2 separate regions of the Mus musculus genome follow, and region 1 is linked to region 2. Evidence: chromatin contacts called from ENCODE Hi-C data. All regions are on one chromosome and are shown on one strand. The core of a region is the stretch at or near the end of the contact, and the rest is flanking DNA. Distances in the headings are between cores, read along the strand shown.

What was found. Hi-C counts contacts between places; a loop is a spot of excess contacts on that map.
Region 1: a map of regulatory T cell shows a loop between it and region 2 (5-fold over the local background). The contact joins the promoter of Rcc2 here to the promoter of Capzb in region 2. A Hi-C loop is called at or near these places in 2 of 37 maps with a recorded cell type or tissue (T-helper 2 cell and regulatory T cell).

The regions. Positions count from the first base shown.
Region 1 is chr4:140,699,910-140,703,678 of GRCm38, reverse strand. Rcc2 (regulator of chromosome condensation 2) reads right to left here and starts at 2,206. Exons shown (of 13, transcript NM_173867.5): 1 at 2,029-2,206; 2 at 1,244-1,532. The coding sequence starts at 1,522.
Region 2 is chr4:139,190,941-139,194,862 of GRCm38, reverse strand. Capzb (capping protein (actin filament) muscle Z-line, beta) reads right to left here and starts at 1,964. Exons shown (of 9, transcript NM_009798.4): 1 at 1,835-1,964. The coding sequence starts at 1,837.

The sequences.
Region 1 (3,769 bases), core at 957-3,456, 1.5 Mb before region 2:
CCTCTTTTACTCGGGCGGCTCCTGCACCTGGTTCCTATCCTCACTCCCCCCAAGGGTCAGACTTCTCTGATGTCCCTGCCTGTGTCTCTGTTTAATCCACAATAAATGCCTTCCCTCTGCCACCCCTACGAGCAGTCATTGTCTTACTGATTTTTTTTTTCCTACTCACAAAATAATCCAACTCCACATGGCTTTCCTAAACTTCAGGACAACCCGATGCAGCAGAGAAAAGACCCTATCATGCCCAACTTCTTAGCCTTGTCCAAACCCACTAGGCAATAAATAGAGCAGCTTGTGAGTTACCCTTCCAATACTCTGGCTAAGACCGGTCTACCTGGCGAGCCTACCTCATGCAGGGCCCCTCTGCATGCCTAGCGGGAACCTTTCTTCTACTGCAAGATGGTTAGGACTCTTCTACCCCTCTTAGTGTGCCCTTGCCACCTTTTGCAGAACACCCTTGGGAACATGGGCAACACTCTCCCGAGGGTCAAGCTCCATCTCTTTCTTAGAGTTAACAGAGAACGTGATCTCCGGGACACAGAGGCGGAGGGGGTAGAGGGGTGTATCACCGAAAACTTGCTTTTACAAAGTTCTGGCGGAGACTCAAGCGGACCCTGGGCCCGGCTCTGCGGGGCTTCCTCTCCACCACCACCCCCGCCCCCGCGAAAGCTCAAGTTCCACGGCCCAGACCGGAGCCTCAGGGGAGCACCGACCCCACTGGCCCCCACGCCGCGAGGACCCGAGGCAGACAAAGCCCAGCGCCGCTCCGCGGGGGGTCGCGGGTGGGAGGGGAGCCCCGGGGTGGGGAGGGCCTCCGAGGAGCATGCGCGCTCACGGCCGCGCCGCGCGGGCCCCCACCATGCCCCGCGCGCACCGGCCGGGCCGACCGCGCCGGGCTAACACGGAGCATGCGCGCCGCGCGCCAGGCCCCGCCCCCCCGGGGCGCCCGAGCCGCAGCGGCGGGAACCTCAAAGCCCCGGCGCGAGCCGGCTGCTCCCCGCGGACTGCCCTCCCCCCTCGGGGGGAGGAAGAGACGCGGGGGTGGGGGGGAGGAGGGGGGTGGACGCACGGGGGGGAAGGAGGGACTGACAGCCCCCGCGTGGCCGCGCACACCCGGTCCCCCCCCTCCCCCGGCCCGGGACTGGCTCCCCGGAGTTCCCCCGCGCGGCGTGGGGGAGGGGCGGGGCGTGACCCCACGGCGCCCCTCCCCCCCAAAACCGCCAACCGCCCCCGCCCCACTCACGACGCGCTCCTTCGTGTGCTCGGGCTCCGTGATGATCGCGGCCGCGCCGGCCGCCTTGCCCGCCGTCGCCGGCCTGGCTGTGCGCTTGCCGCCGCCGGGGGCCCCGTCCAGCTCCGGGCCGTCCTCGTCGCCGCTGCTGCCGCCGCCGCTGCTGCTGCTGCAGCGCTCGGGCCGCTCGCGCTTCCTGCCCGCGGGGCCGCCGCGTCGCCGGGGCCCCGCGCGCGCCGTGCCGTTGCCCGAACTCGGCTCCTCCCAGGCCGCCCCCTTCTTCCTGGGCATGGTCGCCGGGCTGCGGGAGACACACGGGGCGCACAATGCACACGGGGCGGGCTGCGGGGCGGGGGAGGGGACGCGCGGCGCGGCGTGGGCCGCCCCACCTGCTGCTCCCTCGCCCCTCCCCACGCCGCGCGCCACGCGGGGACCCCCCCCTGTACCCCGGCCGGGCCCCAAGCACCTGCGAGCACGCGCGAAAAGAGGAACTTTCGTGGGGCCCCAGCCCGGCCCCCGCGGCCCGGCGCTCGCCCCGTCTGCTTTTTTTTTTTTTTTTTTTTTTTATTGATTTTGAACAATGGGATCTCTGTCTGTCTCCGATTAAACCACGTGGATCCGCCTTCCTTCCCCTTCTTATTCATTCCGTCCCCCAACCCCCCCTTCCCCAGCGTCTTTTTTTTTTTTTTTAACCTTTCTCGGGGGGGAAGGGGGAGGGAGAGGAGAAAAAAAAAGAGGAAAAAAAAAAAACTTTCCCAGACCCTGCAAACTGGTCCCAGACGGTTTCCAGCCCCTACCTGGTTGGAGTGATGAGAAACGAGGAGGGAAGCGACTGAAAGACGGGGTCGAAGGCTTCTTCTCTCCCCGGCCGGGACGAGGGCTCCAGCCCACTCACCAGATACACTTAAAATGTAAATACGAGCTTCCAGAACAAATGCTACAACACAAAACAGAAACACATGTGCGGCCGGGCGGCAAGCGAGCGCGCGCGCGGCGGGCGGCGAGGGGCCCCGGGTGCGCGCGCCCCCTACCGGCCGGAGGACCCCACCGCCCAGCCGGGCCGCCCACCCGAGCCTGCGTCCCGGACGCCCGGCGCCACGCCGCAGGCCCCGCTGGGCCCCGCCGCTTGCGCGCTCCGCACGCCCTTGCACGCAGCGCGGCCTGCGCGTCACAAGGCGTCTTCGGGGCTCGGGAGAGTGTCAGATTCTCTTGTTTTTTCCCCCTGAGCGTCTAGACAGGTCACCTGAGGACACTCGCTGGAAAATAGTTGCTTTGCTCACGCAGCAGCCAGCGAGGGACGTGCCCTAATTGAGTGATGGGAATGAAAAATGAACACAATTTGAGTAACTTTCTCCTGTGCAGACTCAGGGTAGATTTGATACGTCGTGGATGCGTCCAGAGTGTGCAGCCGGGTGCTGTTAGAATGATCAAGTTACATAAAGGTTTGGTGTAGTATGAAATTAGTAATTAGCTGGGGGACGTACTATGAAATTAGTAATTAGCATAGGTGGACTTGAAAGTACTTGTGATGGGAATTTTCTTCATTTTAAAAACGTATTTACCGCGCCTCAGTACAAGCAAGACTAGATGCAAAGGTGCTAGAAGCTTAGAATACAGACCTGGAGAACAAGATCTCTGCCCAGTTGGAAGGCGAAGTAAGAGGAAAGATTAAGAAATTACTGAAAGCATGGTACTTACCGGGTTCCAGGATCAAGGAAGGCGTTCCCTGGGAGAGCTGAGTTTTAAAATTGTAAAGAATCTGACCTGGCAGAAGTGGGAGAGGAAACCTTTCCCCTACCCCGTGGGACAGTGCAGGGTCTAGGAATCCGGGAAGAGAAGTGGCCAGAGGTGCTGGGGTCAAGGCTGAGGAGTCGACAGGGCCCCCCTCACAGGACCCGACAAGCCACGTGCACGATCGGCTTGGTTGGAACTAGGGGAAGGTTTGCATCTCAGTGTCACTTTCTCTTCTGACAAATGTTTTTCTTTGGGGTTTTGTTTCCGTCTCATGTAGCCCAGGCTGGCCTGAAACTGACCGTGTAGCCCAGGCTGACATTGAACCTGATCCTCCTACTTCTCTCTCTCTCTCTCGAGCGCCCGAGTTAACACTGAAAGTTTCTTTTTTGGCAACTTCCTTGGTTGACTAGAGAGAGTTTCTAGGGTCTTTGCAGTTCGTTCTTAATTACATCAAGAAGCGGGATGGGGGCGGGGGGAGGGTGCACAGGACCAAACGTTTGAAGGCAGGCGGAGAATCCTGGAGAACCAAATCTAAGTTATTTGATCAAAGTCACCAGCCTGGGTGGAAGCACTTATGTAAAACAACTCAGAAAATGAGCACCAACTGGTGCGTTTCAGGGATATTAGAAGCACCGTCTGAAAGCCTCTTAATAGACCTGGCATTCGAAAAGATTGAAGAGATTAAGCCGTGATGCTTTGATATAAAACATTAGAACCAACTAGAAAAGAATTCTGCCTAAGTGTGCCGTCAGGTCCGGGTTTCAGGAAATGGCACGCCGGAGCTTGTCCGGGGGTGGTGGCTGG
Region 2 (3,922 bases), core at 715-3,214:
ACTAAGTCCCATCTGGCCACTCCACCACCCTCTCCTGCTTTGGTGCTGGGAGTACACACAGAAAACTTCAGTCTACTTTGAAGAATCTCACCCAAAACTGTCCTGGACAAGTCCTTTCCCCCTGCAGACTAAGGTCAGGGGTTCAGACCCCCAGGCCCGTTTCCAGCCAAGAGCAATAACATGAAAACCTGTCTTGCCTATGCTTTTAATCAATATATAGAAAGTTTACTAGCCAATCAGACTTAGTCATCCCCAATACAGTTGCTGCACCCTTGCTAAAACAAGGCACAGGGTACCTCAAAACCATCTAGGGTCCAAAATCCCCTCCTAAATATCGACCAGGCAGGAGGGGAGCCACCTGTAAGGCTACACGGAGCAGGTGGGTTGCCTTCCCTCTCAGCCTACCTTACAAGGCTTCCTTGACCATGTGAGGTAGTTCTCTGGCCCTTCCACCACCAAAGATGGTGGGCCTGCTCTGCAGGTATCCAGGTAGATTAGGGGGTGCAGGGGTATGGGGGAGGAGGGAAGTGACACATCTAAGGCTCCTCAAATAAGTTGCTAGCATAGTGTGCCTGTCTTCATTACCAAAACAAACACCATGAGTGGAGTCCGGGAGCTCTCCGGCCTGTGAGTTTCTGCTCACCTGCTCCGAGGCACCTCCATAATCAGCAGTCCCAACTCTAACAAGCTGACAGTTCAGGGGGAAAGGAAGGCTGCGCCTGCTAGGATGCATCGTGTCCAGGCCGTAGGTTGGGCTGCTGAGCTCCGTGTCCCCCTAGCCCCAGGGCTGCGGCCTCACAAGAGCAATTGTGAGTTCACCCCTGTCCAGTTGGCTTACCAACCCGTCAGCACTCTGCTCCCCACTCAGGCAGGGCACCCCTCAAGACGCGCTCTATTAGCCGCACTACCACTAGGCCCTCCCAAGGGAAATGCCCTGTTCTGCCTTCCGGGCATACAGATGCCGCCCTTCTCTCCCTCGCTCGCCTGCTCACTCACACCGAAGCGGCCTCCCCAGAAAGGGGCAAACCTAGGAAAGGCTCAGTACCCAGACCACCCCCACCCTGGCTGGGGCTCTCCCCCGCTCGCCAGAGGCTGCCCAGAAAGAGCCTCCTAGGAACAGGAGAGGGGACACCTGGGTCAGGAGCAGGACACGGAACAAGCAGGGTCTAGATGGGAGGGTGAGAGCAGCGAAGGGCTGACGCAGGCTAGGCTAAGTCGTGAGAAGTCGGGGGAAGGGGACGGCTAGGGCCGGGGACAGGGAGGTGCAGGGAGGGGGGGAACACAGCTGGAGTAGAGAGGCCACACTTGAGGACCGACCGCAGAGAGAAGATTCCATGACGGTGAAGGAAACAAACCTAGGCAGAGTTCACTGGAAAGGGCTTATCGGGGTGCAGACTGGGGCCATGGAGAGGAGAAGAGTTTGGGGGAAGGGGACCTAGACTGGACCACTGGAGCGAGAACCACGGTCCTAGCCTGGGCCCTGGGGCCGAGGCAGGAGCCCAAGTACAGCCCATGGGATGAAGGCCTGCGAGAGGGGTGCCCGGCCTGGCCCCTGAAGGAAGGAAGGTCTAGCCTGGGATAGGCGAGACTAGCCTGGACTTGCAGGGAGAAGAACTGGGCTCCACATGGAGCCCAGGGCGGGGTCATAGGCTATCAGGGCCTCCCGCCGCCCACTCCGGACCCGAAGAGTGGCGTCTGCCTAGGGTCCGGGACCCCGCCCCTCCCCCACCCCGGATCCCCACCCTTCCCGGGCCGGGCGGGTCGGCGAAGGAGTGGACGCGAGCTCCGGCGGTGAGAGGGGTCCCGGGATGGAGCCGTGAAGGGGTCCCTTTACCATGGTGGCGGCGGCGGCGACGGTCCCTGTCCCGGCGTCTGTGGCTCTCCCCCCCGCAGCAGGGCCCTGCGCTTCCACTTCCCCGGGTGCCCAAGAGTGAACATCCGGGTCAGCGCCCCCCTCCCCCCCCCACCCCCCCGCGCCGGGCAGCCACCACCTTCCTTCCCCGCCCCGGCCAGCCCGACCCGCCCCCCAGCCGCCAGCTCCCGACCAATGAGAGCGCGGGGCCGCAGCGATCGCCAAGTATGGAGCGCCGCGCGGGGGGCGGGGACGGGGGCAGGCCCTGTGGTCGAGTGGGCGTGTCCTGTCTCAGGAGGGGCGGGCCAGGCGCAACGCTCCTGCGCGGCCAGGGCTGTGGCGTTCCGGAGGGACTGGGTCTACTTGCGTCCCTCCTCTGACTGTCAGCCTCGCTTCTCGCAGCTGCAGGACGCGGGCTAGCTGAGGGTGGAGCGGTTCACTGGTTCCCCTGGGCGGAGGATGCGGAAGGCGCCGAAACTAGGAGGGGACCGGCCCTCCGCAACCCACCCGGACCCGGAACTGGTGCGCCGGACGAGGCCCGGCCCCTACAGAGCGAGCGGAACCTGCATGGGGAAGCCGGCTCTGCCGCCCCTGTTGCTGAACACCTGCTATCAGGACCAGGCGGGCAGCTTTTAGGTACCAAAAGATGACAAGTGAATAAGCCATAAGGATCCCTGCCTGCACTTCATAGCTACCAGAGTAGTTGTGGGAAAGACCCGGGTAAGAAGACTAGAACATTTGGGTTCAATAAATGCTGTTTCATATACTTTTTTACATTATGTACAGAGAATCAGCCCGTTTCCCTAAATGAGTATCTCTCTCGAATCATATAGTGACTCAGAAATCCCTCTTTGTTTTCAGGTCTGAAGATTGAACGTAGAGCCTCAGGCAGGCTAGGCTAAGCTCTTCCACTTAACTGCAGCCCCAACCAGAAATTTGCTGTTCAAAAGAGTGAATTTTGTTTTGTTATCTAGAACTCAGGAGCCCTAGAATTGCACGTTTTGTTTATAACAACCCCCTACACGGCTTGCTCACCCTCCGTTTAGAGTCATATCAGGTCCTGAGAAGAGATCAGAAAACATCTGAGGGGAAACTGTGCCCTAGGCCTCTGAGCTTATAGTCAAGTGAAAGCTTGCAGGGACAGCCACCAGCAAAGAAAGCGTCCAGGTAAGTCTCTCAAGAATGACATAGACCAATATTACAGGAGTTCAGAGAAGGGAGTGGCACTTAGAAGGTCATTACACCGGAAGTATTTATCATGTAGCTATTGGCCAAGCACTGTGTAGGAAGCAGGCTGGAGAAATTACAGCTTTGAGCAAAATAGCCCATGATGGCATATGGCTTGTGGGTAAGATTTCACCTCCAGGAATAGAGCCTCTTACAGCCTGGGTAAGTACCCCTGTCCTGAGTTAAGGCCCCTTCAAGCTTGAAACCTGGTCAGAGACCAGGTACCCTATCTAATAAAGTATTGGGGGTGAGATGTGGAAAAACAGTGGATAGAGCAGGTAGACAGACGAGCCCTGTGGTGGTATTTTGGAGGATGGTCCAAGGGGGCTTTAACTCAGAAACTAACGCTTGACCAGATAGCTGAAGGTGGGGATGGAGCAGACCATGCGCCCATTGTCAGCACCTAGGTATCCACAGAGGCCACTGTGGCCAGCCTAAATTGTGTGTGAGCAGCAAACTGCAGTGAGCCTACTGTGTGCTGGACTACAGGGTAACTAGGGAGGGCCTCAGAAAGCTATTTGTGTGTCCCAGACAGTTTTATTTTAATGTCAGAGAAACAATACCTGAGGTTACCCTCAGTTTCCCACATACATGCCTTCCTGCATGGGAACAGACATAAAACACATGTACACACACACACACCGGGGAATTTTTTAAAGCATACATATTGGGCCTAGGGAAGTGCACTGTGGGTAAAGTGCTTGCTGTCCAAGCATAGGGACCTCTCTGATCCACAGCATGTAAAAGCCAGGTACAGCTAGCTGTGTATTGGAGAGATATTCCCAATGCTGTGTGAAAGGCAGGAGGATCTCTGGGGCTTGGTGACTAGCCAGCCTAGCCAAA